Linked DNA regions of Mus musculus: region 1 is linked to region 2. The links are chromatin loops, found by intact Hi-C in ENCODE. Cell type or tissue: left cerebral cortex. All regions are shown on one strand. Links, peaks and the distances in the headings refer to the core of each region. The heading gives the core; the rest is flanking DNA. Region 1 overlaps Zmat4 (zinc finger, matrin type 4). Region 2 overlaps Zmat4 (zinc finger, matrin type 4).

Region 1 (16,002 bases), core at 3,243-11,242, 160 kb after region 2:
GGGTTTAAAACGTGCTTGTGATTGCAGGAGACTCCTACACTCTGATGAACATTTAGGGCACCGATCGCTGTAAAGGATACCTGAAGAGGAAGTGCCTTAACTCCTGCTGAGACCCAAGTTTCCCTGTGTGACTAGCAAGGAAGGGCCTTTGAGCCTGTCTTCACTTTTGTGTCTGACTGACACCCCCTCACAGAGAGAGCAAATTGTGATATGTATCCCTCACAGAGATAGCAAGGGAGGGAAGCCCACAGGGTTCCTGTGGTGGGAAGAACACATTAAAAATATTAATAAACATGGATAAATAAATAAATTTTATTTACCCAGGGCTGCAGAATAAATTCCCCAACCTTTACTCCCTAGTTCCAATAAACAGAGTCCAGACCTGGCTCACACTCTTCAGGCTTATGGTGTATGGTTCTGAAAACTCCCCAAGTCCCAGGAGCAAGGATCCTCAAGTGCCATAGCAGGACTGTGGTTGAGTGAGCAGGGTTCTCCTTACCTCATAATGGGCCACCCGCTGGGACTCGGATATCAGCTGTGCGCTGCACACCTTGCAGTAGCTATCTGTAAATAAATCCTGATCGATATCGGAGGACTTCATCAGGCTAAAGGAAAGTCAACAGAAAAAAAAAAAAAAGAAGAAGAAGAAAGGGAGTCGGTTACTCTGATGATAATGAGGAACACTAAATGTGTGAAAAGCCAGGGTCCCAATAGCTGGTGTGCTGATCAACAAAACAGATCTGTCCAACCCCCAATGTTACCATACCAACTAATCTCAATAATGAGGCGTTGATCATTTGCCTATGAAAATCCAACGGAGGTGCTAGAGCCTTAAAAGATAGACTCCATCTTTATTGTTTCTGCTTAAACAAACCAGATTTGTAGGTAGTGTTTTTCTGTGACAAAATAATTAACACGTGTGATATAGATGAACAAAGCTTCGCAAAGTACCCAATTCATGCAACAATAGGAAATAAGCCAAAAGCATTCTGATACATCCTCACCCTAGAGATAAGATGTGGGCTACAAATCTAAATTCAGAAGTGTGCAGACATGTATGCTCATAGCAGAGAACTTGTTTTTAAATATGTGTCATATACTTCCAGAAATGATAGGTCACTGTTTTGTAATAACTTTGTTTTAAAATGTTTCTATAATGGACATTTTTTTTTATCGAGTAACAATTTGTTGCAGAAGCTTTCTCTGCAGCCTAAAATGTGGTTTGAATTCAGTGGCTACACTTTAAAGCAATCACAGCTTGGAACCCAAGGAGATCTTCCCATGCATACTGCCTTCTATGTTTAGGGATTTCAAAATCCATTAAACCATCTTAACCACCTCAAACCACAACTGAATAAGTGGTAAATAAATGCACCCTCTACTTCCAACCTGCCGTGAGAATGTGGCCCAAGTCCTCATGCCTACAGAAGTGATGAGAGACAACAGATAAAGCCTGTGCCAGACTGCATCATAGACAGGCAAGAGAGTCTCCACCTGTGGGCCCACTGTGTGCATGATGGGTTCATCCTACTCTAACACCCTCGCCTTACCTTCTGGACTGTCCAAAACTTCAGTACTGTTCGGTGGTGTGACCTAAATGGTTCCCTTTTCCAAAGAAGCCAGTTCCACCACAGGATTGCTGCTGCCGTGTGGTGTGTGCGAATCACTCCACTTGCTAGGTTTTGGTTTAACTCACAAATATGGAGATTATAGTAGATGTTTTCACTTGTTGAAAAATTGCAGTAAATCAAAGAAGGCAATATCTTAAAAGTGCTAAATATGAAACTTTAATCATATTTTCAAATACCTGGAACAACCAATAATTATTGTAGACTAATGAGCCTTGGAGCTGATGGCGATCTGTACTTTCTGGAAGTATTTGTCCCTAGCAAATGGTTATTTAGCTTGAAGCCCACCTTTTGCTATAGGCTAACGTTTACTCCTCATCATACTCAATGCAATCTGTCTCAGGTCTGCTGCAATCTTCATGTCTTTTGGATTAAACACAAATCTACCCTGTTGTACTTTCCCCTCATTAATTCTGTCTTAGGCCCAACAGAGAATCTTCTGTTTTCACAAGATACCCACACTTGAACTTCTGAAGAAAAATCCTTTATGTCTTGTTCTCAGTCCTGCCCTTCCCCCATAACCTCGTGTCTTGTTTTCAGCATGGTCCATCTTCAAGAGCAGTACCAAGGAAGCAAAGAGGCCCCGGGAATGGTCTAACAGGGAAAAGCAGGCCCTACCAATAGTATAGCCTCGGTTGTAATCTTTATTCTCATCCCAGAATGAAAAATGGTGAAGATAACTTCTGAGTCCGGGGGAAGAAATGCAACAGAACATGAGAACTGTCTAATAGTAAGTGAGAACGTACGTCTTTAAGCCAAGTTCCTGTAAGTGGCTGCACTTAAGGATTATCATCTTCTCTGCTATTTTTAATAAAGAAGTGCATGAAGATAGATTCATGGGTGACCTGCTTAATAAGCATCTCTGCGCGCCCTGCACACTCCTTCCTCATCCTACGGCCAACTGCGGGAATCAGGCACCGTGAAAGGATGTTCAGGTGCAGGCTGGACTAAGCAGAGCGAGTGGGCGTCTGTGTCTCAGGGAAACAGCTGTGTGGCAGAAATAGCTTTAAAGGCAGAACACAGAATGTGTAGACTACCAAAAAAATCCCACAAGAAGAGAAAATATGGCTTTTCCCATCATCTTACGTAAGAATATTGATTTGAGCAAGTGTGCGTGCAATGGAACAGGCAATGAAGACCCTTGTGGGTCTGAGGCATGAGCGAAATACCTGAATACGGTAAGTGCTAGTGGGTGGCCACTGCTGGCCAAGCACCAGGCTGGCCCGAGTGAAGAATGCCTTCTGTGCAGGTCTCTCTAGACAAGGAGAAGATCCCATTCGTGACTCAAAGACTAGAATTCTTGAGATGGAAAGCTACCATCTGGTCCCCGCCTCTGGCTTATCTGAAGAGCTCTCAACTTCCCTGTCCTTCAGAACACAACAGGTAGGAAGAGAGAGAGAAAAGCAGAACAGACTCCCCTTCTTAGCCTTGTCCACTATGCCAGCTGGCCATGTCTCCTATAGCCATTGGGAGAGCAACAGAGCCATGGAGTCCTCCATAGGCAGAGCTACAATGTGAGGACTTCCCATCTGGAATGCATAAGGTCCTTGGGCATTCTGAGTAAAATGACAAGCATAATAGAATGGAAGCATCTAATTTCTTCTAACTGGAAAAAAAAAAAGTTTAATCTTTGCTGCTCAGCCAAGAGCACATATCAAAGGCACATCACAAAGCCATCACCAGGGACTCAAGTGACCTAAATTATTTCCAACATTCACCCAGAATGGTGCCATCCCCAGGAGACCCAGAGCAGAGGAGCAGGCCATATGTGAATCTGGTCGGATGACTTTGCTGTCCTAGGTTCATTCTAGGAGAACCAGGTATATGAAATTGACAGCACAACAGTATAAGAGTTGAATGCAGAATTGGGCAATACATATATATTCAAATTTCATATGAATTCAAAATTCAAATACATGAAATTTGAAAAGCAAGAGTGTGTGTGTGTCCCAGCAGCAGCCCCTCACTGTATATCCCTGGCTGGCCCAGAACTGTCTATGTAGACCAGGATTCCCTTAAATGTGCAAAGCATCTCTACCTCCCAGGTACCGGAATTAAAGGCATGTGCCACTATATAATAGTCACTGTGACACTACTGTGTGAGGAGCAGAGCAATGACAGTAGGCACAATCTTTGGTTCCAAATCCTCAAGGGGCAAGATAATGAGAAATACTGTGCACTAGCACACACACACACACACACACATACACACACACACACACACACACATACATACACACACACTCCAGTCTCTCAGAAAAAGAACTGAAAAAAAAAATTGGTAAAAAGTGCTAGCTTGCTTGAGATGACAAGATAGATTATCAGGGAACTCTCCAAGGAGGTTGGATGAAGACTGAATGATGGATAAGATAAGGATGGAGAGAAACACATCCAAACTCTAAATTGGTTTTTTCCCCTGGCGCGTGCACACACACACACACACACACACGCACACAAGACCTGCTTATCAATGGGCATAAGAATGCATGTGAGGGATTAACTGTGGACATTACAGAGTAAAATGGAAGCAAAGAGAGCTAAAAGATGGATGGAGGAGACCCAGAGGGATGGGGAGACTGTCAGGAGAACCTGACAACAGTCAAGTTCTAAGTGCATCTCAGGGGGCCCAGAGAGGCCTTTCCAGAGCTCTTGGATGCAGCTTTCTTCTGGCCTTCTTAACAGCAGGCTGAAACCATCATGGGCTCCACAAGAAGGACCAATACTGTTCTTTCCTCTCCATGAGTGACAGTGTGAAAAATCAAGGTGACTCAAGAGACCTTGAGAGCCCCGTGAGACTCCTGGGAGGAACAAGCCATTAGCTCCCACTCCAGTTTTGTGGCTCACCAGCCAGGTGTCCAGCCAGCTCAATGCTTTCTGTGCTCTGGTCTCTCCATGTGTGTAAAGGCAAGGGATGAGTCTCACCGGGATGCTGTAAGGATCAGTAGTAGGGTTGGTCAAACATCAGACCAGAGTGGCAGATGGCAGACCCTTAAGAAGTCAATATCCCGATCGTTGTTAGCAGTGTTACCAATTCTGAGGTGGTGCTTTGGGGTTAATACTGTAAATATTTAAGGAGAGAAATAAACAGAACCTCATTGGCAGCTGAGCAGGGATGAAGACCGACCCGGTGTGCTGAAATCATAGTTCCTTTTGACATTCTATGACCTGGACCATCCTCAGACAGCGAAGCACAACTGACAACCCCTCCTGCCAGCTTGGGGCCTGTGAAGACCCCACACTCCAGAAATGTCTACGGTCTATTTTTATCACTGGAAGTACCAAACCTCACTGGGGGAACTTGATTTGAATTTGTCTCCCCCTCTCCAATGTCTGTTCTTCCCCCCAGAGCCTGCTCCCTAGGGGCCACAGGAGGAAGCATACATACTTCAAGGTTTGGCAGCAAGCCATATGCACCAGCAATCTTAGTGCACATCTTATTGCTGTGGCTGATCCAAGATGTCTGAGTAGCCATGCTCCATTGGGGGTGGGGGGCATCAACCTCACCCCAGCTCTCTGAAGAAAGAAGCCCTGACGGTCTTCACTGTGTGGTCATCACTCTACCATTAGCTATGGAGGCCATCCAGGTGGTTAATAAGCCACCTTCCACCTACTTTCTCCTTTCAGTAGCCATTTAAGGCCAGGAATTAAGACTTGTGCCATTCCCAACCTAAGAGCCCCGCAGGTTTGGCTCAGGTCTGCACTGGACGGTTTGCAGGGGAAGGACACCTGGATGTTGGCTCTAAATTTACTTTTTATTCATAGTGCAGATGGATCTGAGTAAGACATTTTGGATTTTTATCAGAGACTTGGGAAACTTAGAAAACATACAGGGTTTGGGTTGGGGACTGGGGAAGGCGGGTATAGGGAGTGAGAAAGAAAGGTGACTGGCCCAGCACACCTTTTAGGGGATTGTTGTTTGTTTGCCTGCAATTATGATGAGGGCAGATGCAAATTTCAGACACAGCTGGCAGCTGTGAAATTATGTACATGTTTGCTTGGGCAGCTGTCCCAAATTTTGTATATTAGAACAAAAGTTTCTATGATTTATCACAACTAAAAGTAAATATTCTAAGTGAAGCCCACCTCTGTCATGCAGCTTCGGTCATGGGAACTTCGCCTTTAGAAGGTTACTCAAGACAGGAGCTGGGTGGCTTAGGAAGGGGCAAGGAAATGTGCTATGGCAGATGGCCTTACGGCCTCAGCCGTCAGTGTCGAGTTTTTCTTTCCATGATGGCCACAGGAAGACCTCACTTTCATAACATGCTCCTCCTGATACTTTGTGTAAAGATGCTTTTCAGTAAAGATTCTCTCAGGAGGGATGTGGCTGGGAGCTGGGAGGCAAGGTGCTGGAGTCCTTGCTCTCCAGGGAGCTTAGCTGTGTGACCTTGGGCAAGTCACCTAACCGCTCTGTGGTTCCATTTCCCTATTGTAAATGGGAGTAATACCTACCTCACAGGGTTGTTTGGGGGATTAATTAGAGAGGAAGTCCGTAAAGCATTTAAAAGGTTCTTAAAGAAGGCGCTATATAAATATAAAATAATATCTATTAAAGTTGAAAAAAAAGAGCCCTGCAGGTGTCACAGAGGCTGCTCTGTGATCTCTCCAAGTCCAGAGAGCCACCATGGCAGCTCCTCTAAGTGCATTCCTAACAGTACGTGATCCTTGCGAACTCTCCTGATCTGGAAGTAAAGATTTTGCCTGGGGCTTCCCCCTACACCAGCCCTTCGGAAAGCCTTATTTTCTCTGTGAAAACACTGAGACTTGGGGCTGACTAACTTGCCTGAAGGTTCCTGAGTCTCCAACATGACAGTCAGTGTTCCAGGCCAAGGATGAGTCTTCTGTCCACAGGGGCATCCCCTAGCTGGGCTGCCTTTCTCCGCTCTCTGTGTGCAGCTTAGTCTATGCCATGGTCCCTCTGTCCAGGACCATTAAAAAAAGTGTTTGAAAGCCCAGGACAGATGAGTTAAGGGGCCATTTCTGACCTCAGTGCCTAGACTTCCCTTTCTTGGCCTGATCAGAGCTATGACTTGCCACCATCTCATAGACGTTCTGCATCCATGTTTATATCCACAAGATTTCAGATATGGACACATGACAACCTTCAGATCAGGTACCCACTACTATTTTCAATTTAGCCTGACCCTTTGAGGAACTATGGCATTCCATGCCCAAGCCAACCAGGCCTTCTGATCCAGTCTGGCACCCTCACCCTCAACCCCACCCCCCACCCCCTCTCTCTGCCATATGCCCTTCCTGCCCACCATGAAATAACTAGGCTGCTCTCAGCATCTCTAGCCTCTGCTTCCCAGTATTCAACAGAGACAACCTGAGCTCTTATCTTCTGCAATGATCCCCTAAGAATGCTTTCAAATCAAATGCACCTTCCACATTTTACAATACCACCAAAGCAACTTACAAGTTTTTTGGTTTTGTTTTTTTCTGTTCTGGTTTATTGGTATTAAAACTATGCTCAGAAGCCAGGCGTGGTGGCTCACACCTTTAATCCCAGCACTTGGGAGGCAGAGGCAGACAGATTTCTGAGTTCGAGGCCAGCCTGGTCTACAAAGTGAGTTCCAGGACAGCCAGGGCTATACAGAGAAACCCTGTCTCAAAAAACAAAACAAAACAAAACAAAAAACAAAAAAAAACTATGCTCAGAAAGTCGGGGGGTGGGGGTGGGGGTTAGAATGAGGACTGGCCCATCTTCAAGACAAAACAAATAAGCTCTGGATTGTTCTGTTGTCCTTTTTGGCTTCTATCCCCTGACCCCTGATGCTATCTCCCATACTTTCTAGCTATGCCTGTTTTTCACCTCCTCCTCCTCCTTCTTCTTCCAGGTCTCTGTCACTAGAGCCTACTCCACTAGCTTACCTAGCAACAAAGACAAAAAGAATTGGAAGGCAGACCGGATGCTTCAAAATACAAGTCAACGTGCTCCTCTGTAACTCCTCAGGCACCCCAGAGCCTCTGATGATGGCTCTGTCCTGTCTCCACTGCATCTCCCTCCAAGCCAAGAGGATGATGCAGTGATGCAGGGCTGGTTGCCGTGGCAGCAGACTAAGCAGGGAAATGGGGAAAAAAAGCCAAAAACATTACTCCAAAAATGAAAGTAGGTTCCGAAATCCTGCCAGAGGACAGGGTCGCAAGCAGACTTCAGTAGGAGCAGAACACGTAAGGATGCCTGTGCTAGAATTTCAGTGTCATCCTCCTGCCCACGTTCCCCCATAAAAGATCTCCCATCGTGCCTTTGTGTAGGGTGAAGGTCAAAGATATGCTCATCTTGAAGAACCTTTGGGAGTCTGTGCTTCTCCAAATAACAGCCATCCTTCTGGCCAGGAGGCCTAATGTTCCAATAAAGGAATTTGGTGGTTCACACCCTCACCAGCCATCAACCAGCTACACCCACAAGTTCTGTTTCCTACCCTGAGCTGAGAGCGCCCTGTTTCTACCCCCACATTTTTCCCTTGCTCTGTGTTTGCTCAGCAGGAGCAAAACTGACTCACACCATTTGAGTAATTGCCCCTTAAGGGCGCCACTCTCTTCCCTTGTAAGACTAGGCTCTGTGGTTCCTGACTCACAGGCACGTGCCACTGCTGGGTACCCTGGCAATAGAACCACATCTGTCAGCTTCTCTCTTATGTACCCAGAACCACATCTGTCAGCCTCTCTCCTGTGTGCCCAGCCTGGCCCCAGTGGCATCTGGGAAGGAAGGCAGCATCAGACTGCCAGCTTGCAGGACAGTGGCACTCTGGCCAAACTCTGAGGCAAGCCACAGTGCTTGCAGCAGGTGCCTGGCTCACAGCCACTCCTCCTCTCAGGCTCCTTTCCCTTTGGATGGGCAAATTTGACCCACAGATCCCGCGTGTGGGATGTCAGCAGAATGGGTGCTGAGCAATGAGGCCACAGCTTCGGCCTTTCTCTGTAGTTCTTTGTAAGTCCCTCAGGAATCTCATGCCACTCACCAAATGTCATCAACCAAAGTCTCAGACATGTCACAGCCTGGTAGATTGCCCCTCTACTCGTTACTCGGATTTGATTGGGTATTGTCAACATGCCTAGCACTGCTTGGATTTCAAGGTTAGTGCACTGTTAATGAACTTCTAAGATTCTGATCTCATGGAGAATCATTCACCATACTACCCCTAAGGTTCTGGCCAAGGTGATGTCAATACTAGAAGTCCCCCTCCACCTAACAGTAAGACTGGGCTGTAAGCAAGTGCCAGAGGCAAAAAGGCCTGGTAGAGGGGGGAAAACCCTCTGTCTAGGCTTCTAGAAGATACTTACCATCAGTCTGGGGAAAAGCCTGGTGTGCCCAGTAGTAACAAATCTGTCTATGCCCAGATGATGGGCCTAGCAAGCTAATGAAACTATGATCAGGGAAAACTACGTTTGCTTCTGCAAGACACTGCTGAATAAACCCCAGTACCTTCATCAGTTGGGTGGACAAAGGGTAGAGATCTTGGGTTTTCAGTTCCTTTTCCATATCAAGTCAGAGTAAAACCAGAGCCAACACCACACAAGGAAGGACAGACAGAAATAATGAGACAGAAGGCTCCTATGCCCAGGAGGACAGCGAAGGTGGGGGAGGGAAAGTGAGAGATCGAAGCACAGCCCAGTTTGTCATTCATTAAATCAAATCAATGCCACACACATTTTAGAGAGTCAGACCCTACCCCCCATCCCCCCACCATTCAATTGAGGAAGCGATGGCACAGTGGTCAAGCATATACGCTGCACCTGGAGAGGGCCATGGGTTGACTTCCTAGCACCCATGTTGGTCAGCTCTCAACCACCTTTAACTCCAGTTCTGAGAGTTTCTGGCATCCATAGTCACCTGTACCCACGTGTGCACACATATACACTTTAAAATATAATGATAATAATAATAATAATAATAATAATAAATCTTAAAGCAAGGCAATAGTTCATTGTGGGGCCATCAATTTCCAAAGGAAGCTGGTGAATGTTCAAGAAAAGTGGATTTCTTTAATTAGCCATAAATAGATAGATAAGTAAATAAATAAAAATCCTAGCACTTCTTTTCAACATTGGCTACAAGTCTCCAAACTTACAGTTTATAGATAAGCCGGCATTCCTTTACTGTATATTATTTGCATGATCTGTAAAGACAGGGCTGCCCTGTCTTCAATGCAGCCATCATTGGATGGCAGTGCCTGCCTCCAAAGGTGACATAAGGCAGCATTGCCAACCATTGCTTGGCTTTGAACCTTGGTTACTTGGCTACTGCATAGGTAGCTGGTCAGCCAGACATATCTATGTCTGTCTTTCCTTCATGACAGCATGCTAATTTAATGGGACCTTTTTCAAGGAATCCAAACTGCCCGGCCCTGAATTGTCTCACCACCTTCCTTCCGGGCACCAACAAACTGTAGGACCTCTAAAGGGGCCAAAGTGCCACTTGAATTTAAATTTTAATTAACCATTCACTTTTTAATTATTGAACTAATTAATTCCATCCAGTAACTAAAATATGTCAGGGGTTGGGGGGAAGGTCTGGCTACCCATCAAGAAGTTTTTCAGAGCTCACTGTCTGTTCCATCCATTAAGGAGAACGTCCATTCAAATCTGAGAGCTGGTTTGAGGTCTTGTGACACATCTTGTCTCAGCCTGTGCAGCGGAAATGCTGGTGGCTTAGAGAATTCAACCACTGTGGGAATGAGCCGGGTAAAGGTTACTGTGTACATCTTGTGCTCATGAATAATCAGTGAGGAGACCGGTGACAGCAAGTGTGACAGTGAGGTGACAGCAAGTGTGTCGGGCTATCTTAAGTGCTGTAGAAGGTGTGGACACGGGATCTTTTAACAAGATAGCTTGAAAGCTAAGCATTATCCTACAAACCCAACAGTCCTACTCACACCATTTTACTGGGAGAAAAAGATCTTGCTAATGTACAATGTAGAGCAGCAGGGGGAAAAGATCTTGCTTGCTTATTTTATGTACAATGTGGTGCAGGTGAAGTATGAGGATGGCACATTCTTCAAATAGCAAAATTTGTACACCTCACATACGCACAGAGAATAGATAAATAAACTGAGATAGATTGGCTACATAAATACAACACGGTGAGACAGCGGAATATGGACGCACCATGGCCACCTAATAATCACATGGAAAGAGAGCACAAAGATATTTTTAAGCCATAGGCATCCATCCAGGTAAGATACAATTCAGACAATGTTTGGGAATAATTAAACACAGGATACAAGATGATGTTACCTCAAGTGAGAGAGGAACAAGATTGGGGCAAGAAAGAACCAGATAGCTAGGAGTAGGATGCTACCAGATCTAATCCTTGCTTCAGAAGATGCCGTGTGGGTGCTCATTCTGCTATTACAGATGGTAAATGGTGAAAGTGATAATCTGATGACAGAGATGACAGACAAATAGACACACAGACAGATGGGTGGATGGATGGATGGGTGAATGGATGGATGGATGGATGGATGGATGGATGGATGGATGGATGGATGGCATATAGATGCCAGAAGATAAATAACAGACACCATGTATATACCAATGAAGGCAGGATTGTTTGAAAATGAAGCATCTATATTCTATGTCACAGATAGCTCTTTTTTTTTTTTTTGGTTCAGTCTCCAGTTAAAAAAGATTAGACTAAAGTCCACTCTTATATCCAAAATATCATATGGCTAATCTCTGTGTATAAGTGATGTATATATACTTCTAGGCTTGGTTGTGAAGGTCCAGTGCACACTGAAATCTGGTCTCTCCCTCTTGACCAGGATGGATACTGTCACCTTGGTAAACCTGAAAGCCTGCGTTCAAGAGTTCAAGAACACAGGGGCACTGAAGACCTGAACAGACTAGAATCTCCTTACAAGTTCCTGAAATGAACCTCTGATGTCCTCAGCCACTCCAATTCTGGGATTTATCTAGCATCACCTTAACTATATGGCAATGATTAGCTTCGTATGACTGAAAAACTTTGTACAGACATGCACCATTTACCTGGGCAAGTACCTTATATGTCTTGTGGGGGAGCTAGGAAAAAAAATTAGACTGTTCCACTTGCCCCTGTGTTCAGTGTAACAGAGGGGTCAGCTATGATCTCAGTATGGCTGCTCCCTCACAGCAGGGGCAATGCAGTCCACTACTTTCTGGAGACTAAAATAGATTTATAGGAATGCAAGGCATTGTTTTTCAAGGCTGAAGCCTGTTATTAATGCGCTGACCAGAAATGGAGTTCAGATCCTGGAGGCCCTTTAGCAATATTGCTCTTTCTCTCTGCCTTTGAGCAGATCTGTCTCACTACCTCTGGCAGGACTACGCTCCTGTCTCCTGAAATCTACTTTGGTATCATATGAGGGGGCAAACTGAGCAGATGGTCATGACCACTGGGATGCCAGGTAGTGACCAAGTGCTTCACATCAGCGTAGCTGGGTCTTGTCACCTCGCCAGGAGTGACAGCTTGGCTGTCTGGCAACAGCCCTGATGTTGGGAGGAAAACACACATCTCTCTAGTCAGTTCTTAATTTATTTATACTTTCTAATCCACCCTCCCACCCCTGCCCCCCCCCCCCCATCCATTCTTCCCTCCTTAACAGCCGAGATGAATGGCAACTCAGCAGCTTCCTGGAAGGGAGACTGAGTTGATACATATTCATCCCCTGGCTGGGTTGCTCCAGCCCAGGCTCTGGGGCCAGACCAAGCATGTCCATATGGGCTGGCAATGCCCTCTGTTGCTCGTGCTTACTTACCTTCACTCTGGTCTCTAGCCTGACAGAGAATTGTCAGTGACCCCTCCCAAAGATCCCACCTACCAGCAGCAGTCTGACCTCTCACCTCTATGCTTCCTCTTTCCCATGTCCCCGGTTTGAAAGGACTTGGGAGGGCCTGCTCTCACAACAGATAGCAAGCAAAGAGAAAGATGGCCTGACTGGAAGATGAAGGTCAGATGAAAAGGTGGTGAGACAGACGAAGGGAAGTGGGACACTCCTTTTGTATCTGAGCATCTTATTGTGTCTGAGCATCCTGGAGAAAGAATAAGGCCATCCCAAGATACAGACAAGTTTTAAAACATTGTGTCATTACATAGAGTCTGGGGGATCATCTAATCCAATCCCTTCAGATGAAGAAAGAATACAAAATGACACCCATGCCCCCTTTTATGTAAAAAGGAAAATGGAGATACCCACCAACCCAGTAGCATTCTTTTCCTATAACTCACTTCCAACTTTTAGCTGTTTCCTTTAGAGAGCCATTTGGCCAGGAAGGAATAACGCCGCCATTTTTAACTCTTGGTACACAACGCATGTCTGACCGGCCAGTGGCACCAGCATGACCTACAAGAACCTTCCTCCTGGCCACACCCAAAAGTGCCTGGCAACCCGGATGCAAGCAGGGGTCTTATCTCATGTGGGACATCTTATTTACAAAGGTCAAGCCCGGGCATCTGTGACATGTGGCCATATTTGTGACACCATTCTGCATATCTAAGTACTGACTGCATTCAAAGGAGAGCGTTGGCTGCAATTATTCCTGTTTCTCACTGACCAGAAATAGAGTTGTGTCCCGTGTCCCCAAGTCAATAGGCTCGGACTTGATGACTGAGTAACCAGGACTAACTATGGAATGAAGACTGGAAACATGGAGATGCAGCAGTTCAGGTACCACCTCAAGGAGAATCTTGCCCCAATTACTGGGGATGTGGGTAGCATGCAGCCTTGGCAGTCAGTCCTTCAGGACCATCCTCTGCTGCAGAGAAATGATAATTCACTCACTGTCACTCCTCCCTTGAGGCCACAGCCACCAGCTGGGGTCACAAAGGAAAAGCATTCTGATCTTTGCTACTCACAGTGGCCCACCACCAAGAGGTCACCTCAGCTGCCAACTCCCAACTGAAGTCCCTGTACTGAAGTCCAGCTTCTCCCTGCCTCACCTTATTCCGTTTGTGCCCTCCACAGGTTTCCCTCTCCACAAGAGCATCCCTAGTGAGTCCCCTGAGCCCCAAGCCCTCAGAAGTCTGCTTCCTGGCAAGCCCTAATTTTGGCATGCCTTACTGCTGCTCCTTCATAAGGCAGACCTCACACAGTAGGTCCACACTGAACTCTGGCCTCATTGGTGACTAGCAATGCACTATATTCTACAGCCAGAGGCTGAATCGATTCCCAGAGCCCAGCAACTCCAGAAGTTCCTGAACCTAGTCACAAAATAGCATTTATGTGATGGGAGGAAATGAATTGTTTCTGGTGAAGCTGTATCCTGGGATACCTTCAATACTGCTTAATAATATGCTAGGGTTGAGTCCCAATCAATTCCTGTCCTTTTGAACACACAGTATAGCTACAGATACTATCTACCATCTGACTTGAACTGATGCTTCTGAGATCCATAATGTCAAAGAAGTCATATTTCAGTAACACTTCCTACCCACTGCTAAAAATATTTTTTTTCTTCCCACACAGCTATTCCTAATGAGATATTTCAAGCCACCTGCACCCGAGGGAGTTCCTTGACTAATTTACCCAGGAGTCCCATGAAAGAGAAAATTGTACACTACAGTCCCCCCCCCTTGAAGCTGCCATCGGGAGGGGGAGAGCAGGAAGAGCAGCAACCGGGAAGATTATTCTGCCCGAAAACAAAAGCTATCCCTTGAGATGTCATATGACCATAGACGGTCAAACTCAATATAGTTTATCACATGTTTGTGAAATGACTATACCCACAGAAGAGCTGGCTCAGGTGCACTGTTGGCTTTGCCCTAGGATCCTTGTTGCTCCTGGGCTTTTTGTGAGAAGAAGCCTGAACAACTTCTAGTTATTGATGTAGAAATGGGGTCCATCCCATATACAACCACCAAACCCAGACACTATTATGGATGCCAACAAGAGCTTGCTGACAGGAGCCTGATATAGCTGTCTTCTGTGAGGCTCTGCCAATGTCTGACAAATACAGAAGTGGATGTTCACAACCATCCATTGGACGGAGCACAGGGTCCCCAATGAAGGATCTGGAGAAAGGACCCAAGGAGCTGAAGGGGTTTGCAGTCCCATAGGAGGAACAATAACATGAACTAACCAGTACCCCCAGTGATCCCTGGGACTAAACCACCAACCAAAGAGCCCACATGGTAGGACTCATGGCTCTAGCTGCATATACAGCAGATGATGGCCTAGTCAGTCATCAACAGGAGGCGAGGTCCTTGGTCCTGTGAAGGTTCTATGCCCCAGTATAGGGGAATGCCAGGGCCAGGAAGCAAGAGTGGGTGGGTTGGTGAGCAGGAGGAGAGGTGAGGGAATAGGGGGTCTTTGGAGGGGAAACCAAGAAAGGGGATAACATGTGAAATGTAAATAAAGAAGATATCTAATAAAACAGGAATAAGGAAAAAAACCAAAGTGAATATTAAAAGGAGGAGGAGGAGGAGGAGGAGGAGGAAGAAGAAGAAGAAGAGGAGGAGGAGGAGGAGGAGGAGGAGGAGGAGGAGAAATGGGATGAGCTCAGCTTGTCACCAGCCAATAGCTGCTCTTGCCTCAGTCCTCTCTGTACCTTGTGGGTGGTGTGTGTGCATCTCTCATCATTCAGCTGATCCTGGTACCAGGCAGCACCTCCCTAGGGTCTCTCTCTCTCTCTCTCTCTCTCTCTCTCTGTCTCTCTCTCTGTCTCTGTCTCTCTCTCTCTGTCTCTCTCTCTCTCTCTGTCTCTCTCTGTCTCTCTCTCTCTCTGTCTCTCTCTCTCTCTCTCTCTCTGTCTGTCTGTCTCTCTCTCTCTCTCTCATCTCCCCAGAGCTAGGTTAAGGCTCCTTTCCGGGTCCCTCTAGCACCTTATAACACCTTTGTCTAAAAGTCCTAATGTGCGTTCTTGAAAGGGTATGCTGGCTTGCTGTACTGTGAGCCACTGAAGAGGCAGGAACTGCTGCTTATCTTTGTTCTCAGTTAGCAGCTGGAAGTAATAAAACTAAGGGCACTGGTAATGAAATAACAAAAATAACATGCACTTGGTAGAGTCAACAGTGCACAACTGGAACTTTTTGTCTTTCTGTTCTTTCATGCAATCTCATCCTGAAATGTTGTTGCGAGCAGCCCAAAGGTGTTCTTCTAGAAAGCAACTCAAGAGCACAGAAGAACAGCAGTGGGCTTCAAGGACAGCATGCAGCACACACTGACTTATCTACCCACACCAGTGCCACAGACAGCAGAAAGTGTCTGGCTGTACCTGGCTGTAACTAGCAGATGTGACCCTCTGCAACACTCCTGCATGCTGAGTCTTTACTGGAGCTGAAAGTTAGAGTAAGGGAGGAAGCAGATGTGGCTATTGTTGGAACAGAAGCAGCAAGAGACTGGATGAGCTCGCCAACACTTTGACTTGCCTGCTAGTGTGTGTCTCCTCTAACAGA
Region 2 (16,002 bases), core at 4,918-12,917:
CACTCTTCAGGCAATTCCAGAAAAGAACTCTCACCTTCCCCCAGCTCTGCCATCACCCAAAGACAGCTGGACCCTTCCCAACCCCTGTATCACTCAGATGGACCCCCTTGCCTTCCTTTTTCCCTTCGGAATACATCTGTGATTGTATTGGATCTACCTGGATACTCCTGAATAATCTTCAAGTTTCAAAGTTGATGAACTAGTCTCTGTGATCCCACTTGAAACTTTGATGCCCTGCCACTATGATAAGCTGGCTACACAGGTCCTGGGGAATATCTTTAAATAATATTAGTTTCCCCTCAGCTGCCTGGTATTGTGCTCCTGGGGAGCCACCAATGTCAGACCTGATACCATCTATCTTGTCACTTGGGAATCATATTACACAGCTACAGTCTCAGTGTAGCAGCATCGAAGATGGTCTATATAGGAGGCCAGGAGGACACCATCATGCAGCTCAGAGCCTGAAGGATGTCGCCGGCCTGTTTAGTGCATACCCTGCTGCACAGGCAGGGGAAGAATGGCTCTTCTATGGTCTCTGGGCTTAGGTATCAAGCTTCTATCTGTTTAGTTACCGCTCTTACTCTCTGATAACAGAAATCCTTCTATATTCCTGAGACAGAGACTCTCTCTGGAGTCCTAATCCTGGTATCTGATTTCTTATTTTATCCTGTGTTTCTGTCTTTAAAACTACTCCCTATTGCTTCCACTTGCTAGTCTAGGACTTTAGCTCCTGTTGGCTGACTGTATCTCTTGCCTTCTGAAGGCTTATTTTGCAGACCTTGATTGCTCTTTTGCCCTCCACAGCCCTCCCCAGCCTCTAGTCCCTAGTCCCTCCTTTCATTACCAACAAAAATGTTCCCCCTTTTCCAGCAGCTCCAAGTGTCAGACTCTGCCTCAGCCCACAGAAACACAGCTCAGAAAGTCTTGTCCTAAGAGATTCAAATGCAGTAGCTCTTGTGTTCTAGGCAAGGCAGTAGCAAAACAAATCCGAGGCTCAGGACGTGGAAGGGAACCAAGCTCTTCCCTCGCAAGACCAGGGAGATATATGCAAATGTATGCACAGCAGTAGAACAAAACAACAGACAAGAAGACTGAAGTTGGAGAGGAACGTGTTCCTGTTCCAACCAGAAAGTATAAAACTGACTCTGGTCGCACTTTCCCCGAGCTCCTGGTTCCTTGGATCCCAGGTCAGTGCTCTTTCCAGCCATCCTATCAGTGGGTCTACCTGCATGTGTCAGCCGTCGGGAAATGTTTGATTTAGAGGGCTTTGAAAAGTCATCTAAGCTAAGCAGTAACTAACCACTTATGGAACCCCAACTGGAAAAGCTCCAAGAATCAGCAGCAGACTCCTCATCAACAGCTCCCACATTCGCATTCTGCCTGTGAACATCTCTGGGTATCAACAGAATCTTCCCGGTCTTGAGCTCCCACCTAACTCTGACGTTCTGCCTACTCTCTGGTTATATCTGTTGCTCTTGGGCACATGAGCAAACACACATCTGCACACAAAACACATGCTCCACAATTACAGCTCTTTCCTATGATAGTGTTTTAAAGACTTTCTCAAGAGTGATGTATTTTATATACTAAACAGACTCAATTCATTTATTCATCCTCCAAGAAGAGACTTCATGACATCATTTTCTTACTGTTTGGACCCTAATTTCTTCAAAAAGCCCATTTCCCTCGCATTCATGGGAACTGGTAGAAGCGAGTGAGAAAGCACCAAGTTATCAGGCATAGACATTTCAATGACACAGTAGGATTTTCCACTCTCCATGCCCTGAAAAAGGCACTTCTGGTGAGTGCTTACCTCCCTAGTAGACACCTAAAAGCAAAGTGAGTCATGAATAAAACTCCAAATCTGGGATCTCAAACACAGGAGCCCCAATCCTATCCCCTGCAAACATTGGAAACTATAGACACTGCTCTTCAGTTGCAAGATATCAAACTCACTCTGGACTTAGGATTCAATAACAGCCACTCACAATCATTTTGGTCCTTTGGGACTCTGCTCTAAGACAAATCTCAGGATGCTGGTTACACTATGAACATATCCTCTCTCCTTCACTGTCCCGGCCTCCCAGGGCTCTGCCACAGCCCATCAATCAAATCAGTGACCCTCTCAATTGTGCCTGGCAGTGACTCTGAAGCAGAAAGAAGCATGCAGCAGAATCAGGCTGGAGAAAAGGGACCCTGAAGGGTAGATTGGGAATTACCTGTTCATTCAATCTTGCAATTCCCCTGAGACTCCCTTTTTTATGATATGAGGAGGAGTCATGGAAAGGTTCAAATATCAATAGATTTCTTTTTTTTTTTACTTTAAAAATAGTCATCATTGTTTTTTATTAAAAATTGTCTGTATGAGTTTTGAGTGTCCAGCCATAAATTAAACTTTGTCCTGTTGCTATAGTGATAGCTAACTGACACAGCCTTCTTCTGCTTTCTGGCCTCTCTTTGCACAGCCCAGTTTCTCTGGTCTCACTGCAAATGACATTATATGGCAGCATAAATCACCCTTCCCACTTGGACAGAATCTGTACCTCAAGTTCTCTGGTCCAGCATCCCTCCATGTGCTTTTGTCTTCACAGCTATATCCAGACCAGAGATTCTAAGACAAAAACCAAGAAGGCATGGAACTGGTTTGTGTTCCAGTAGGTTGGCTATGCAATTTAGAAGTCCTAGTAAAGATGTTCTTATCTGAAGAAGGCAGCTCAAAGGGCATTAGGTCCCTCGGAATGCTTAATTGATGTCTGATATGAGTACAGATGCAGGTGGAAGAGACAGTGATTCACGGGTCCTGATTGTTCTTCATTAGATGAAATATGTCCACTCAGAAATCACCAGAGTTTGAGAGGCAGTGGTTCACGATATGGCAGCATAAGAGGCATACCTGAGCAGGGTATTGCTTCTCTCTGGCATCAACATTCAGTGAACTAGGTTTTGCATGTCTGGTTTGTTTGTTTGTTTGTTTTCCCCCTTTTGTTTTCATTACAGATAGGATTTCAAGCCAGCTAAGCTGATCAGGCAGGACTAGCCCATGTGTACATGTGCACGGGGAAGCTTCCGGACTGAGCTCGCTCTAAGTTGCTGTTAGGAAAGGCTGTGGCCTGCAGAGGAAGGCAATGTTATGCTAGGCAAGGAATCCAAAGCACCTTCAATGCCATGGCTTGGGTCTTTTCCAGCTCCTAAGTCCTTTCCCTTACAATAACTGGGTTTGTATTTTAGACCCAACACCTGAAGCCTGGGACCAGGGTCCTGTTCTCTTTCCTGTGCTGATTCTCCAACCCAATTCCTGCTCCCTAACTGATACTCACCTGTGATCCTCTTAAAGGGCATCTCTTCGGATTCTCCCCAAACCTCTGGTCTGCATCCAAAGTCCTGCTGCCAAGGACTGTGGGCAACATTCCTCGATCACTCAAGCTTTCTGCAGCCACACTAACATGCTAGCCTTTGTCCCACCCATGGTCTCCCCTTTAGCTTAGGACACACCTTCCATTGCCTACTTCTACATATTTTTGTGCCCAATGGCTGGCAGAATCCCAAGCCTGAGGTTCAGTTTAGCTTCTTGGGACTCCAATTTGGTCTGTGGTTGGCACCTTCCAAGATTCTTTCTGCTCAAAGCAGGTGGATAAGAGGGTATAATAATCATGGAAAATGGATGAGAAAGAGTCTATGTCTTAGCCAGAGTTTCTATCCCTGCACAAAACATCACAACCAAGAAACAAGTTGGGGAGGAAAGAGTTTCTTCAGCTTACACTTCCACACTGCTGTTCATCACCAAATTAAGTCAGGACTGGAACTCAAGCAAGTCAGGAAGCAGGAGCTGATTCAGAGGCCATGGAGAGATGTTCCTTACTGGCTTGCTTCCCCTGGCTTGCTCAGCTTGCTTTTTTATAGAACCCAAGACTACCAGCCCAGGGCTGGCACCACCCATAATGGGCCCTCCCCACTTGATCAATAATTGAGAAAATGCCTTATAGCTGGATCTCATGGAGGCATTTCTTCAAGGGAGGCTCCTTTCTCTGTGATAACTCCATCTTGTGTCAAGTTGACATACAAAACCAGCCAGTACATTCTAGGATATGACAATTAGATTTCTCTGCTCCCCAGTGGAAGATGCTTCAAGCTGATAGTGTAATTTATCCTTTCCCATTCTGGTCTTGCCTAACAGGTTCCTTGATCTCTGTAACCTGAAGAGCTAAGATAGCACCATAGACAGCAAGAACCCAGTTTAAAGGGCCTGAATTTTGTCTTTGGAATACATGTATCCATGTGTCTAGTGTGTGTGTGTGTGTATGTTTTAATGTTTTATTATATTTTTTTGGAGGGCATGCTTGTCTTAGTGCTTATGTAGAGGACACAGTTTAAGTTTTTTTTCCTTCTGAATTACAGAGACAAAGTTTGGAGCTAAGACAAAAGGATGGACCATCCAGAGACTACCCCACCTGGGGCTCCATCCCATAATCAGCCACCAAACCCAGACACTATTGCATATGCCAGCAAGATTTTGCTGAAAGGACCCAGATATAGCTGTCTCTTGTGAGGCTATGCCAGTGCCTGGCAAATACAGAAGTGGTTGCTCACAGTCATCTATAGGATGGAACACAGGGCCCCCAATGGAGGAGCTAGAGAAAGTACCCAAGGAGCTGAAGGGGTCTGCAATCCTATAGGTGGAACAACAATATGAACTAACAAGTACCCCTAGAGCTCGTGTCTCTAGTTGCATACATAGCAGAAGATGGCCTAGTCAGCCATCATTGGGAAGAGAGGCCCCTTGGTCTTGCAAACTTTATATGCCTCAGTACAGGGGAATGCCAGGGCCAAGAAGTGGGAGTGGGTGGGGAGGGGAGTAGGGCAGGGGTGGGTATAGGAAACTTTCGGGATAGCATTTGAAATTTAAAAAAGAAAATATCTAATAAAAAAAAAATAAGTGCACAAAAAAAATTTTTTTTCCTTCCACCACAGAGGTCCAGGAGTCAAACTCGGGTTCTCAGGTTTGCTAGTAAGTTTAGCCACTGAGCCATCTTGCCAGCTCCTGTCTTTGCAATATATTGAGAGTTAATAAGCTATCCTTGAGATCTATGTCCTAGTTCCTGTATTATTTAAATTCCTGAAGATGGATACAAAACCATAAAGAACTATTTTTGGCATGGGATAGTTTTTGATACATAAATAATCATTTTCCCATTTGCGAGCCAATGTGATAACAAAGATACAGCCTCTCTCCTCGCAGCACTACCTCCAAATACCCTGAGTTCCAGATGAAATTTAACAGCAGTCTTCTGCATAAGCAAAGAGAACAGATGAGCTAGTTACTCATTCACAGAAAGAAAAGATAGAAATTTTCCAGTGACTCTCTCTTTGAGGTGTCTATTTTAAGAGATCTGACGATGCGTAGGTCACAAGGTTAGTACTTCAGCCTTTCAGAGAACAAGCGTCTCAACAGAGTGCCCCTTGTTCAATGCCACATCATGCAGGGCTTCCAAAATAAGCTGCACTCATTTCCAGACAAAACGATTCTACACCTGAATGTCACATCCACCTCCAAGAAAACATTATCCTGTACTCAAACTCAGTTGAGAAATGGTGTGAAAAGACTCCTTGCTAGTTGTTAAGCAATTAGCTGAAGAAGTAAGCCAGCAAAGTCAAAACCAAGCGTTGTTTCAGACGCTCTCTCGTTTCCCAAATACCATTTAAAAATAATTACACCCACGATTTATGCACGATTCATTAGACAGCAAGATAAAATGCACTACTAAATTTTAATTGCACTGCAAGAGGAGACATAATGAAAAATATCCCCTAACTTCTTGGGATTATAACCCAGCACAATAACATCTTCATCACAATGTAAATCTTGTCCAAACAGTTCCAGCATTGCTAAATTACTAAAAAAAAAAAAAAAAAAAAAAAAAAAAAAAAAAAAAAAAAAAAAATCTTAGTTTCATAATTTGGTTAAACCTCCAAAGACGTTGTTTAGTTAAACATTTAGAAGATCAGCTAATCTGTGATCAATATTTAAGTTACTGAAGAAAGTTAATAGGTTAGAATCACAACTTCCCAGTAACAATGGCAGGAATGCCACAAATCCACACTTATCTCCAAACTAAAGTGGCTATGAAGACTATGGTTTATTCGTGCTTCTTCTCCACCAAACTAAGAACATAGGATGCCACTGCACCCTGGTGTAGTCAAAGCACAAATGTCAAGGATGCTAATTGCTTTCCATAGACACTGGCAAGAACCTACTACCTATGCAGTGTGCACAACCATACCAATGTGGACTGTGGGCTGAACTTGGAAAGAGCACTAGAGATGTGTATCTCACATGATATGCAATCAACGTGACAGACATCCTGGAGGCTGTAAGCATTAGATGAAAGACAGTGCACAAGCCCATGAACTCATACTCTAAAGGTCCTGTTCGGCTCAGCCTTCCCATCCTTCCCTGTGGGTTTTGAATGGCACCTGCCATCTAACCCAAAAAGCTTGTAGCTTCTGAAAAAGAGGTTGATTCCTATGGCTGAAAAGAGAGGTTCTCTGTACCAGCCTGGATCATTTTTTTTCTTTCCATACATACCTGTGGTTTTCAGTGGAGGTTTCTCTCCTAGCAACAGTTTTAACCTTTTGGCGTGGATTTTGCCTTGGTAATGTGAGTCGGCCACCACAGCTGAGGTAAAGGACATGTTACAGAGTGTACAGCATTTATTCTTATCCACCATGTCAGCATCGCTTCCCTGCATGGGGAAAAGGAGAAAGACAGTGTCACAGAAGAACTCAAGTCCCATGTCATAAGATTTGTCTATTGATGAACAGCTTACAGACATGCTAAACTTCCTCGTTATAATTACCATCACCTCAGTAATATACATTTATGCAGCGGTCGCATGAGCAAGGCCCTGCATTTATAGCAAACTTTGCAGATATGAGTTACCCGAAGAAAAATGAAGCCCATAACTAGGAAAAAGCACATTGTCTGGCTCTGTGAGAAGAGTAGTTGGTAATTGCCCACATTATACTCATTAAAGTAAGGGAAATATCAAAGTTCACATGGCCTGAATTATTTAGCAGAAATTATCATTTGGCATTCAGCTCTGCCTTTGCCAATTTTAGCCTCACCAGGATACATAGCTGCACTGTTCAAGTTGTGTTTAGGGAAAAAAAAGTTTCTCTAAGGACTCGAACATTTTTCATACTTAATTTGCATATCTATCATAGCGCTGTGATGACCACACCACCTAAATTTTTCTGGCAAGATTTTGTGTAATTTTTTTCCCTCTTCTTTAGAAAAGGTGATTGGCTGACCGCTGCATGGGGTGCTTAGTCCGGCTTAATTTTTATGCCTTTGTACGATTTAATGAAAATGAGTCGCGAATCAGAGAAAAAGCAACTCCTTTGTCAAAGCATGGGACATGGCCATTGTGTCTGCAGGTCATCAATTACTTCTACTCTCCCAGAAGATTAATCCTCTGCCTCCCCTCCTGCCTCGTTGGAAATTGAGGGTACAGCGGGCTCTAAGATAAGGACCCAATCTGTTCCTCAGTGGAACCAGAAGAGCAAGGCATCTCATTGTGAAAGAACATCCTTAGCAGATCTCTACCCCCACAATAGTCCCTTCCTAGAGACCCAGAAAACCCAGAAATGAAATTTAAAATTGGATGGAGACAAGGAGGAGGGTGGGGACAGGATTGAGAGGAACAGAGAATTATATAATTTTTGCATAATTATAAGATGTCCGTACTGCTAGAGAGTTGCCTTACACACATTATGTGGTAGTTAGAAAACTAACTCCTTCCTTAACGTAGCATAAATGAGGTCTCTGATAATTAGATTTGGGTATGTGGGAAGATAGCTCTTCTCTGTATATGTGTATGTGTGTTTGTGTGTGGTGTGTACATGTCTCTGTGTGTGTGTGTATCTTCCAGGAGGCTGACCTATACTTAAAAGGAAGGAACAGCAGACTCAAATTCTGAGATGCTGGGAGTGAGGGATAGTAGTCAGAGTCAGTAAGTCGACCCCAAAGGGCCACATTCCCACAAGACCCTGCTCTGGGGAGCATTCTCCCTTGCTGAAGGTTAGCTAAGCTACTTGAAGTTTGGCTTTCAGATGAACATTTACAAGCCACTATATACATTGCTAGGAAATAAAACGGACCTGGCAGAAGAATGGGAGAGTTGGCTCTCACTGATCTCTCCAACCAAGCCTAATGGGGGTGCAGAGTAGAGAGGGAAAGTCCAGGCATACCAGGCAACATCAAATCTCAGAGCAACTGAAGAAAGTATAATGCGTCCACTGAAGAGTGAGGGGCTGAGGGAATTTGGGGAAATAGAGAACAAACTGGCAACCTTCCCACAGTGTGTTAGGCATAATCAGTCCTATGTGCTTTTTAATCAAATGGTTAAATGTTCTGAGACTACAATGTGATTACATCATTTCTCTCTACCCTTCCCTAAATTCAGAGACTCCCAGATACACCCCCCTTGCTCTCTTTCAAATGTATGGCATCTTGTATCATTATAAGATATTATTATTATGTGCATATATGTACATGGGAGTGCATATACATTCCTCAATACAACCGACTCAGACGGTATGTTACTATGTGCATTTTTAGGGAAAACTATTGGGTCTTAGATAACTAGTGGGTGTGTTCCTCTCTGGGAAGACTTTCTCCCACGTTCAGCATCCCTTGTGTGGGGTTGGGGCTTCAGTGCTTGTCTAGACCAAGTTCAGGGAATCGTGGAGGTGAGACTTTATGTGTGTTGCTTCTGACCTTCCTAGGAAACTCATCTCACAGCAAACTCCCCAATCTTGTACCCTTCCCATCTTGTCCTCTCAATGTTCCCTAAGCCCTAGGTACAAGAGTCTTCTATATATGTATCCTTGGGACTTGGCTCCACAGATGCATTTTGTTAGCCTAGGTCTTCCTGTAGTGGTCTCTCATAATGTTGCAAAAGCAAGTTTCCTTGGTGTAAACTTGAAACTACATGTATCTGTGGGTATAAGGACAGATATTTAGATTGTTGTTAGGAATCACACTGGTTTAGTAAAGCAGTGCTTGTAGATGGTTATCCTTCCATACCCACGACTTCACTAGTTGTGTAGGATTCCAGTAGCAGGCTTGAATCTCCTTCTATTAAACAGGCCTTAAGCCCAACTAGAGAGCTGTTAGTTGCTGCCAAGGTGTGTGTGCCACTAGTGCATCCTGAGCATCATCATTCCATGCTGAGCATTGATGTGGTTCATCAGCATCATAGCTGGTTAGGATCACTTGCTGCTTCCTCTTGTGGGAGCTTGAATGGCATCTTTGGGTACCATGAAAGCTAGACCTCAGGCAGGAGGCATTTGACTTAGCTCTAGCTCAGGCTCTCTGGGCCCTGTTTCTGAAATACATGGTATTGTCGGCAACTGAAATTTACCTTCGACTTCTAAGGGACAACCAAAGCACCTGCCATAAGCTGCATGTTTTGGGAATCTCTTGGCCAGCCCTGGCCAGTAGCAGCACAAAAGAATGCTACTCATGCCTGGTATTGGGATTTATCTTAGGTGGTCTCTGGCTCTTGGTAGGAGCAATGTCAGTTAAGACAAAAAGCTCATTAAATAAATATATGTGTGTGTGTGCATATTATTAAACATTATTAAATTTATTAGCTTTTGAAAGTCAATAGTTAATAGTATGATTCCTTGTGGCTTAACCAGGAAGCCTTATTTTAATTTTTTTAATTAATTATTCTATCTATTTACATTCCAGATGTTGTCCCCTCTCCTGGATGATCCCCTACCTCTGGGCATCTGCCTTCCCTAGGGTCTCAAGTCTCTACAAGTTTAAGGGTTTTCCTTTCTTTTGTATTTTCCTCCCTCGCTCTCCAATAAAATGCTTCTCTTTTTCCATTGCCCCAATCAAATCCCTTGCACACTGCTGGTCCCTTCTACCCTGCTCTCCCTTTTCTTTATTTACATACATCTCCCTCCTTAAAGTAACCTCCATTTCCCAGTCCTCTCATCACTAAGGCCATACTTATCTATTGCTCCCCAACCCTTCTACCCTGGCAATGATGCCATTTTATACTTCCCTGGTTTCTGCAATTATCCCAGGCTCTGTCTCCACATCTAAAGATTTGGAACTAGGAACTACAGACGAAAAGGAACCGTTGGCATTTGCGTTTCTGGTTCTGGGTTACCTGACTCAATACGTCCTCTTCTAGTTGTGTCCAGATGAGTGCACTTGTCCATTTTTGTTATCCATTTGTCAGTTGCAGGACATTTGGATGGCTTCCACTCTCTAGCTATTACGACTGAAAGTGAAACTTATAGAGGCGCTTCCTTACGTCCACGGCAGGGTTTCGTGTGAATTGTTTTGGTGAGGTTTCCCCTATTTTGCTTGAGTAAAATAAAAACTCAAGTATGTATAAATTTCCATTCCCTTAATTGTTAAAGATAGTGAACATTTTTTTTTTTGAGGTGTTTCTGAGGCAATATTTTTACTTTTCTCAGGGCCTACATTCCAGGCCAGGTGCTAGGATGGATTGTTTGATTTTTTTTTTTTTTTTTGAGTCTTTGTTTTCTGTGTCCTTTATATATTCTGGAATCAGTCCTTTGTCAGATGTCTAACTAGCAAAAATTCTTTACAGTTCTCTGGGCTTCCATCGCCCAGTTGATTGTTTCTTTACTGTGCAGAGGATTCTTGAGTCCCCAAAGTCAACTGTTGATCTTAGTTCTTAAGCATATGGGGCTGTATTCAGGAGGGCCTTTCCTATACCTGCGTCATGTAGGGTACCACCTGTGCTTTCTTCTAGCAGTTTTATTGTTTCAGATTTCATGTTTAGGTCTTTGTGCAAGGTGATAGATACAAGCCTAGTTTCATCCTTGAGTATGTGGGCATCCAGTTTCCCCAGGACTATTTCTTGAAGATGCTTCTGTTTCTTCAACATATGTGTTTTGGCATCTTTGTCAAATATTAAGTGGCTGAAGTTAGATTTGTTCATGTTTAGGCCTTTGACTTGGTCCTGTTGCTATGCATGTCTGTGTGTGTCAGGATTGTATTGTTTTTATCAGTGTGTCCCTGTGGTGTATCATATGATCTGGGACTGCAATCCTCTACAGTTCTTTATACTCAGAATTGTTTGGCCTGTCTGGTGCCTATTGTAGTTTCGTGTAAATTTTAGTACACTATTTTATTTCTCTGAATAATGAGATAGGGATTTTGATTAGGATTGCATTGAATCTGCAAATAGCTTTTGATAAAATGGTCATTTTCACAATTCTAATTCTACCAGTTCTACTAAATTTTAATAATTCGCAATAGCATGCGGTGTCTTTCCATTTTCTAGTGTCTCTCTTATTGCTTTCTTCAGAAGTTTAAATTTTTATTGTAGAAATCCTTTACTTCCTTGGTTAGGATTATTCATAGCTATTTCCTTTTCTTTAAGGCCAGTGTAAATGGGAGTCCATACATGATCCCCTTAACGGTATGTTGGCTGTTGGTGTGTAAGACATCTGTTGATTTGTGCAAGCTGACTCTGTGTCCTGTCATGTTGCTAATACTGCTTATCTTTCTTTTCTGTTTATACTTTCTAGAAATTTTCTGGTAGAATTTGGGAATCTTTAATGTTCAGTGTCCTATCATTTTGCAAAGCAATAGTTTGGCTTCTATCCTTCTTTGTATCCCTTTGATTTTCTTCTCTTGCTTTATTGCTCCAGCCAATGATCTAAGCATAGTATTGAGACAGAGTGGGCATAGTGGACATCCCTTCTGGTTTCTGACTTCAGAGAGATTTCTTCAAGCTTTTTTCCATTTAAGATGATATTGGCTGTGGTTTTCTCATATACAGCTTATACTGAGGGACACTGGGGTGTGGTCCCTTCTGGTTCTACACGCTGCAAGACTTTTATCATAAAGGCATGTTGAATTCTGTTTAAGGCTTTTTCTGAACCTATTGTAATAATCATGTGATTCTTGCCTTTATGTCTATTTATGTGGCTCATTATGTTTATTGATCACATCTTTTGAACTATCCCTGCATTTCAAGAACAAAGCCCAAACAATCATGTTGAATAATCTTTTTGATGTATGTCTGTATTCTGCACTTGACCTTAGCCAAAAGGCCAAGAAATGATATGTCTGTATTCTGATGGCAACTATTTTATTAAGCATTTTTTGAACCTATGTTCATTAGGTACATTGGCCTCTTATTTTTTGTTGTTGTTGTATCTTTACCTGGTTTGGGTATTAGAGTGATATTGGCTTCATAGAAACCATTGAGAGTGCTTTTTCGCTATTTACTTACTGACTGACTGACTGACTGACTGACTGACTGACTGACTTGAATAGTTTAGGAAGGACTAGCTGTAGATCTTCTTTGAAAGTACGGTAGAATTCTGCTGAGAATACACTGGCCCTGAATATTTGTTTTTTTTTTTTAGCTAAAAGACTTTTTAGCTGCCTCTTTTGTTACCAATCTGTTTAGATGTTGACTTCTTGGGTCAATTGGCTTAGTTCAATGGATAGTTTGGCCAAATCTAGAAATTCATCCATTTCATTCAGGTTTCTCAACTTAATGAAGTACAGATTTTTAAAACATCCTCTTCGATTATCCTGAATTTCTCATGTGAATGTGTGTGTGTGTGTGTGTGTGTGTATGTGTGTGTGTGTAACAACATCTTTATTATCTCTTTTGGTTATTTTTTTTTTTTTAACATTTCAAATGTTATCCCTCTTCCTGGTTTTGCTGACTGCTGTTGTGTTTGCCTCTGCATTTTAATTATCATAATCTGAGTCTTCTCTTTCTTCCTTATAGTGAGTTGGACCAAGTATCTTTCAATTTTGTTCATCATCTCAAAAACAACAACAACAAAAAAAAACCCAGTGTTTAGATACATTCATTTTTTAAAAATTATTTTTCTTGTTTCTATTTCTTTATTTCTGCTCTGATTTTTTTATTATTTCTTGAAGTAAGCTAGGCTTGGATTTGGTTTGTCCTTGTTTTTCTTACCATTTGAACTGTATGATCAAGACAGAGTCTCTCTGTGTTGCCCTGACTGTCCTAGAGCTCAATCTGTCGACCAGGCTGGCCTCAGAAATCTGCCTCACAAGTGCTGGAATTAAAGGCGTGCGCTACCATTGCCTGGCAAGGGAAAAATTTTTTTTTAAGTTTTTATTTACTTAATTAATGTATATGAGCACACTGTCACTCTCTTCAGACCTACCAGAAGAGGACATTGGAACCCATTACAGATGGTTGTGAGTCACCGTGTGGTTGCTGGGATTTGAACTCAGGACCTCTGGAAGAGAACTCAGTACTCTTAACCACTGAGCCATTTATGCACTTAGAGCTATAAATTACCTCACAGGACAGCTTTCAGTATGTTCCAGGGGGTCTTTGGTTTTGTGTCTTCATTTTCATTTAATTGCAAAAAGTTCTACATTTCTTTCTTGGTTTCCTCTTTGACGCACTTATCATTACTAATGAGTTGTTTCATCTTGGCGAGAGTTTGTGTCTCTACCAGAGATATGTGTGCTGTCAACTTTAGGTTTTATTTCATTCTTTTGAGGTAGTACACAAGGAGTGATTTCAGTCTCTTCAAATTTGGAAGCATTTACTTTCTGTTACAGGATATTATCTACTTCAGAAAGGCTTCTATGCCATCCTGGCTAGAATATGTATTCTCTGGTATTTGTGTGGAATATTCGGTAGATAACTGTCAAGTCCTTCAATCCTGATGTTAGTCCTTCAATCCTGATGTTTAATTTTTGTTCAGATGACCTGTTTATTGGGGAAAGTGGGGTATTGAAACCACATACTATTAATGGGTAGACGTTTATCTGAGTCTTTAATTCCAATGGTAGTGTTTTGTTTTCTTTTGTTTTCTTTTGTTTTATGAAATGCAATGCCCCAGATTTCAGTAAACATGTTTAGGATAAGAAATGTCTTCTTGGTTACCTGTTCCCTTAATTAGAATTAAGTGTCCCTCTTTATCTTTTCTGACTAGTATTATTTTGAAGTCTAGTTTGTCAAATGATTAGGACAGTGACGCCTGGCTGCTTCCTGGTCACATTTCACTGGAATTCTTTTGTCTGTCCTTTTACTGTAAGGTGATTTTTATATTTAATGCCGTTTCTTATAGACAACAGATGGATTTTGTTTATTGATCTATTCAGTTAGGCTGTGTTTATTTATTGGAGACTTGAGGCCATTAATACTTAAAATGGTGTGCTAACTGCTGTCCTCGTGTTGTTGATTTTCGGTGGTGTTTGTGTTCTGAGCGGTACTTTGTTTTAATAAGTATGGCTTCATATTTCTTTCCACAGGTCTATTGCTGTGCTCACTCCTCACTTCAGCTGGAAATCATATTTCCTGTATTTTTCTTTGGCTTGATTTGTCGGATATAATTAGAATGTTGATGCTGCGGAAACCTTTTCTTTCTCCTTCAATCACGGCAGATAGTTTCCCTTGGTATATTTTTCTATATTGGCTGTCACAGTCTTTTAAGACTAAGAATGCATTGCTTCAGGCTCATATGGCTTTCAGAGTTTCCACTGAGAAATCAGCTGTTATTCTGATGACTTTTAATTTATCTGTGGCTTGTATAGGCTGGTTGGTTGGTTGGTTGGTTTGCTTTTATTTGGTTTGGTTAGGTTTTTTTTTTCTCTTGCTGCTTTCAGTACACTTTTTTGTGTATACTTAATGCTTTATCTATGATATACCATGGGAATTTTTAAAAAACTCTTGTCTGGTTGCCATTCCATGTGCTTCTTATATCTGTATGGGTGTACCTGGTCTTCATTTGGGAAGGTTTTCTTCTATGATTTGTTGATACCATTGACTTGGGATTCTTCTCCCTTATTTATGCCTATAATTTAAAGATTTAGCTTTCCCCACCATGGTGTTCTGGATTTCCTGTGTGTTCCTTTCATGTTCTTTGTCTTTTTGTTGTTATTGTTGTTGTTGTTTTAAGTTTTCCACACTCCTTGCTTATTTGGTATAGACCCCTCTTCTTTATATCCATGTATGATTGTTCTTTCAAAATTCTATGCCTTGGAGTTTGTCTTAGCAATTCTCATTGGCAGACATTTCTACAGGAGGGATAGGTGTTGGAGAGGAGAGATTGGCTTGATCTTTTACATTGTTGGTATTTTGCGGGGGATGAGATCTTGGCACATGAACTTATTTAGGTCATTCAGAGAATTTTTTATTGACAGAGTAGTTGTAGAAAAAGAGGCGATGTGTGGGAGGATTGGGTCTAGAGGTGGGAAATGGCTTGGGTAAATAGGTGAACAGGGGAGACTTCCCTGGTGTGTGAGATACTCTACAGGTGGAGTGTGGGGTAGGTCTGGGTAGGTGAGAAGGCTGGGTATGTAATGGGAGAGTCCATTTAGTTGGAGACAAGACAGAGAAGACACTGTCTGAAGCCTAATGCTCCTTTAGGGTGCAGGCAGAGGAAGCCAGACTAGGCTGGTATCCTGGTTGTAGGGTTTGCATAAACGGAAATGAGGAATTTAGGGGAACACACTGGATTAAACCTTGGAGAATGTGTTGGAAAGATTTTATTATAGAGCAGGGTGGCTGGACCCATGGACAATTGTAGGTGTGGGTTCAGGCAGAAGCTTGGACATTGATTAAGGTGGAGTTAGGAGTAGCCATGGTAGGCTAGGCACTGGTTGTGTGAGTTTGGCTAGATCTAGAAGGTTGTGGGAAAAGTATGGATGGGGAGGACTGGGGTACTCACAAGGCTTGATCCTGAAACAAGGCATGGGAAGGCTGAGTACTGGATGAGAATCAATCGTTACCTAACAACATATTCTGCAGCACGGTTATGCCATAGATGCAGGATAAGAGAGCAGTGTGGCAACAAGGAGATCGAGATATACGAGAAGGTAATCAGCCTCAAGGCCAGCAGTGTGTACTACCGCACACAGCACTACCGCACAGTCTGTATGGTTCAACTGTATCTACTCCAGGGTTGGTGGTAGAAACACACTACCCAGTCACAGGGTCTGTC

What was found. A loop is a pair of places that touch in the nucleus more often than their neighbours do. Peaks named below come from ENCODE experiments on the same cell type or tissue, not always from the same donor. Only the 100,000 strongest peaks of a DNase experiment are listed, where the experiment ranks them.
Region 1: it touches region 2 in a loop (2.1-fold over the local background); 2 of 42 quality-filtered maps call a loop at or near these places.

The regions. Positions count from the first base shown.
Region 1 is chr8:23,733,003-23,749,004 of GRCm38, reverse strand. It overlaps Zmat4 (zinc finger, matrin type 4), which reads right to left. Exons shown (of 7, transcript NM_177086.4): 2 at 500-605. The coding sequence starts at 601. Among named protein-coding and RNA genes, the nearest start is that of Zmat4, 71 kb to the right of the region's middle. In left cerebral cortex, for the core only: no CTCF peak of the experiment used is centred there; DNase peaks (open chromatin) are centred at 7,689 and 8,127; H3K27ac peaks cover 1,957 bases.
Region 2 is chr8:23,892,753-23,908,754 of GRCm38, reverse strand. It overlaps Zmat4 (zinc finger, matrin type 4), which reads right to left. Exons shown (of 7, transcript NM_177086.4): 4 at 6,584-6,740. Among named protein-coding and RNA genes, the nearest start is that of Gm51564, 140 kb to the left of the region's middle. In left cerebral cortex, for the core only: no CTCF peak of the experiment used is centred there; DNase peaks (open chromatin) are centred at 5,426, 7,630 and 7,941; H3K27ac peaks cover 2,451 bases.